Linked DNA regions of Homo sapiens: region 1 is linked to region 2. Evidence: chromatin loops called from intact Hi-C (ENCODE). Cell type or tissue: dorsolateral prefrontal cortex. All regions are shown on one strand.

The links. Peaks named below come from ENCODE experiments on the same cell type or tissue, not always from the same donor. Only the 100,000 strongest peaks of a DNase experiment are listed, where the experiment ranks them.
Region 1: it touches region 2 in a loop (3-fold over the local background); 79 of 110 quality-filtered maps call a loop at or near these places.

The regions. Positions count from the first base shown.
Region 1 is chr7:29,750,949-29,753,448 of GRCh38, forward strand. No RefSeq gene overlaps it. Among named protein-coding and RNA genes, the nearest start is that of WIPF3, 54 kb to the right of the region's middle. In dorsolateral prefrontal cortex, no CTCF peak of the experiment used is centred here; no DNase peak of the experiment used is centred here.
Region 2 is chr7:29,925,988-29,928,487 of GRCh38, forward strand. It overlaps SCRN1 (secernin 1), which reads right to left. Exons shown (of 8, transcript NM_014766.5): 7 at 465-645. Among named protein-coding and RNA genes, the nearest start is that of FKBP14-AS1, 61 kb to the right of the region's middle. In dorsolateral prefrontal cortex, a CTCF peak has its summit at 981; no DNase peak of the experiment used is centred here; H3K4me3 peaks cover 996 bases; H3K27ac peaks cover 2,083 bases.

The DNA.
Region 1 (2,500 bases), 180 kb before region 2:
GGGAGGAATCTGAGACAGAAATAGGTTTTGCGACTTCTCCAGTGTCATTTGAAAATGGCAGGGAAGTTGGGGTTCAAAGCCAGGAGTCTGACTCCACAGCCCACCCTCTAACAAGCTAGACATATTGCCTCTTTACAGTGTATGATAAGTGCTTGCCAAATGCATGTAAGAACTGACTATCCAGCTAAGTTTCTCCAAACTAGATAACTGTCTTTAAGCAGGGACCTTGCTGCCTGTGCCCCTCCTATCTCTCTCTCCAGTCACCACTACCAACCACAATGCATGGTGCCTTCTTCACAAGCAAACACTGAAGAATTATACTGGTCTGTTCTCCCCTCTTCAAATCCTGACTACAGATTCAGGGTAGCGCCATATACCACACCTCCCTAAAAAAGAATGGTTATAGGCAGGGCACGGTGGCTCACACCTGTAATCCCAGCACTTTAGGAGGCCAAGGCGGGCGGATCACCTGAGGTCAGGAGTTCCAGATCAGCCTGGGCAACATAGGGAAACCCCGTCTCTACTAAAAAATACAAAAAATTATCCAGGCATGGTGGCACGTGCCTGTAATCCCAGCTACTCAGGAGGCTGAGGCAGGAGAATCCCTTGAATCTGGGAGGCAGAGGTTGCAGTGAGCCAAGATCACGCCACTGCACTCCAGCTTGGGTGTCAGAGTGAGACCCCATCTCAAAAACAAAAAAAAAAAAGTGGTTACAGCATGTGCCTTAGAAATATAAGCCAAGGGAGCACTGTGGTTAATACTGTGAGTTCTAGAGTAAAATTCCCTGGGCTTAGATCCCAACTCTACTGCTTATTAGCTGTATGGTTTTGGATGAGGCCCTGAAACTTAGATTCTTCATCTGAGAAACGGAGACGCAGCATCTGGAACATAGCACGTACTCAGTAAATGTCAGCTGTCAGCATTGTCATTGCCAATCCACTCAGCCCCACAGGCAGGTATGTGTGGGCCTGGCACCCCCATGAATTTCTGTGACTTCCTCAGCTCCCTTCCCCTGTGCAAAATTTTCGACAGGGGTTAGAGAGGGTGACCTGCCTCAGTATCCTTTGGAGTTTCAAGGCTGAACCTTAGAGACTGAAATTAAGAAAGTGAAACCAAGGGAGGAAGGCTGCCCCACAGCCCAGGGAGCAGATAGAAAGAAGCATAAGTAGCCCCACTGGCCCTCGCTTTCTCAACTCTACAGAGCTGGGTGGCTGGAACTGTGCCAGACTCCCAGGTCAGAAGGTGCTCTGCTTTTGGGGCTGCTACCCCAGGAAAAGCCTTCGTACCTATCAGGAAACAATGCACACTGACACTCAGGGTCTGCAGCCATCTCAGTGGTACCTGGTTAAAGGAACACCCTTTACTTCATAAGTGGCCAGAAATACATGAGAACCTCTGTGTCTTGTCAGGGAGTGGGTGCCTAGCCTAACTTAATCCTAGGGGTACCTGTGATGACACTGAAGGCTAGCATTTTTTAACATGCTGGGTACTGCACTACGTGCTTTGCACATGTCATCTCACTTAATCCCTACAACAATACTGTACGTTTTTGGGTTTTTTGTTTGTTTTTTGGGACAGTGTCTCTGTAAGGTTTTTGGTTTTGTTTTTTTTTGTTTTGTTTTGTTTTGTTTTTTTGAGGCAGGGCCTTGCTCTGTCACTCAGGCTAAAATGGAGTAGCTCACTGCAGCCTGTACCTTCCAGGCTCAAGTGATCCTCCCACATTAGCCTCCCAAGTAGCTGGAACTACAGGCATGTGCCACCACACATGGCTAACTTTTTTATAGAGATGGGGTCTCACTATGTTTTCCAGGCTGCTCTCAAACTCATGGCCTCAAGCTGTCCTCCCACCTTGGCCTCCCAAAGTATTGGGATTATAGGCATGAGCCGCCATGCCCAGCCAATACTGTTAGTTTTGATAACATCATTATCCTTATTGTACAGAAAAGGAATCTAAGTAATTGACTCAAGTCATACATCTGGCAAGAGAGGAATTAGATTTTTAATTCTATCCTATGATATGGAAGTAACTCTTCAGCTGCCCCGACCCTATGGCTCCAGGCTTCTGCTATGGGCCTAGTTCAGAGCTTCCAGGAAATGTAGATGATGCAGTACACTTACAGCACTGGTTCTCAACTCCATCTGCATGTGAGATCATCACCTGGGGAGATGATCCACCGGGTCCTCCCCAGACCACATGGATTCAATTTTCTGGAGGATGGGACCAAAGCTTTGGATGTTTTGTAAGATTTCTTTGGATGACTCTACTGGGTGGCCAGAGTTGAGACCCACTCCCCTTAAAGCCATTCTCAATGAATATATGAAACTTTAAAAAGAAATTCCGAAGACCCTCATATCAAAGGTCTCTTTGGAATAATATCTGCTCCTTCCTCTCCAAGGGGCAATCTCTGAACAGGCAGTGGAGGTAAGGATACTTCATGGGGGATTTCCAAACCTTTTACTTGCTTATAATGCATACATTGTAGGATTGGCTCACTTTAA
Region 2 (2,500 bases):
GCTCATTCACAATGTTGTGCAACCAGCACCACCAGCCAACTCCAGAACTTTTTTGAAACAACATATGATTGTATCTTTAATAAAATGTTGCCAGCAAATAACAACTTTTTACCCCCAAAAGTACATAAGGAATTTTACACAATATATAACAGTTATCCCTAACGTACTGCATATTCCTATTATTCCTACGTAAACAGTAAATGTAAGTAAGATACTCAGCCTGCTGAATTCCAAAATAACATGAGAAGCAGAAGCTTTGTCTTATTTGGTTTCAAGAGCCTGGGCAGGAAAATGGACACCAGCCTTCTAGGAAAGGCCCCAGGAACCTGGTCTCTGGGAGAAGCCCGGTCACACTGGATGGGTGGGGGTAGGGTCTAGCTTGACATCTGCTTCCCTGCCTCCTTCCTCGCTGACCTCGCCCGCCCGCCTCCGCCTCCGCCTCTGTGGCCCTCATGCAAGCTCACCTGGTCACTTTCGATGATGGCACGTGCCCACTCGTGGGCTTTGTACAGCTCATGCCGGCGGTCTGGTTTCTCCTGGAACCGAGGCTCCTTTTTGGCAGGGTCGTCATCCCCAAAACAGGGAGACTGTGTTTTGGGGACAAGTTTTACGTCATCAACAAAGATGAAAGGCTTGAATATGGACCTGGAGAGGAAGGAGAGGCACTTCAGCCAGGCAGAGGCTGGGACCCGGGAACACCCAGAGACTGTCCTTTTATTCAGCAAACATTTCCCAAGCCAACTTATGGTGGGTGGTGGGTGTGGGTGACGGGTGGGTGGGTGAGTGCCAAGAGAGACATAACTGCATGTTTTAGTCGCTATTTTAGCAAAACTGCAGCCATTTACAAGCTGCAAATTCCTCTACTTACAGCAAAGAGACATCAAAACAGACTTCCTTTGTTCTGAACCATTTGAGAGGACTCTTTTAGCAATAAAAAGTGAGGCAAACAAACAGTGTTCTGAGAAACGGTGCAAGGAGCCATCTAGCTGAGCGAGAGAGGTTTGCCTTTTTTTTTTTTAATACCGTGGTCTGAGAAGCAGCCTTTGGGAAAGGAAGGGCCTTTTGGTTTGGGTTTGTTTTTAGTTTTTTTCTGAGGTTCTACCTTACTGAAAAATCTATGGAATATCTCTGACAGACCCAAGGAGGGGACAGAGTAAGAAAGATGACAGAAGAGGCCTTGGAGGGTGCACACCACACAGAAGTCTGGTTGTGTGAGAGAGCTAGCACAGGGCACAGCAGGTAGCTAATGCCCCCCAGCTCTCTTCAATTCAGTTCTCTCGGCAGGATGGATGTTATCTTCGGGAAAATGGCTGTGCGTATGCCTGCATGTGTGTGTACTTGTACAAGTCTAGGATACATCACCCCCCCACCCACCCACCCACACACACACACACACACAAGAGCCACGCATATAAACAGCTGTGGCCTGGGATCCCAGGCCAACGGGCTAAGGGACCACTATGGCCAACTGTAACGCCGGGGAGAGAGCCTTATCCTACCCTCCCCACATCCAGAGGAAACACTGCTGGATCAGAGGGCTGCTCCTGGCAGGCATGGGCACCTCTGCGTCCCAAGGATTGCCTGTTTTCAGCTGTACCATGGGGCAGCACCTGCAATAACAGCAGGAGAGAAGGAACTCCCCATATGTGCCCCATATGTATAGGTCAGATTTGTCAGATTTGGACATTTTTTTCTCCTCTCAACAGGTGCACTGTGGCCCACCTCGGGTACCTCAAGTGGGCTAGAGGTGAGCTAGGATGTTGATTCCCTCAGCCCTGGGGCATCTGGAGCTTGAGGAAGCCAGGGCAGCCTTGCCAGTATGGCACACAGGTATGAATATTTTCAGGTATGGGCAAGGTATGGTGGCTCACACCTGTAATCCCAGCATTTTGGGAGGCTGGGGCAGGTGGATCACTTGAGGTCAGGAGTTCGAGCCCAGCCTGGCCAACATGGTAAAACCCCGTTTCTACTAAAAATAAAAAAAAATTAGCCGGATGTGGTGGAGTGCTCCTGTAATCCCAGCTACTCAGGAGGTTGAGGTGGAAGAGTCGCTGGAACCCAGGAGGCAGAGGTTGCAGTGAGCCAAGATCATGCCATCGCACTCCGGCCTGGGTGACTGAGCGAGACTTTGTCTCAAAAACAAACAAACAGACAAAGAAAAACTATTTTCAGGTATGCCATGACCTGAAAAGGACTGGGAGCCAATAACCCTTGCCAGCCAATTTTGTCCTCGGACTTGCAGCAACAGTATCGGCTGCAGAACCTCAGGCCCCACCCTGTCCTGCTGAATCAGAATCTGCAATTTTAACAAGATCCCTGCGGATTCATAACATATCCCAGTCTGAAGAGCACTACTAAAGACACAACAGTAATGAGAAGTACTCTCTTAGGTTAGCTTCCTGATGTTGCCATGGGACAGGAGTCTCAAGTGAGAAAAGAAAGACACTGATCACAATATGCAAAATTGGGGCCCAGACTAATTTAATTTGAGTATTAAAAG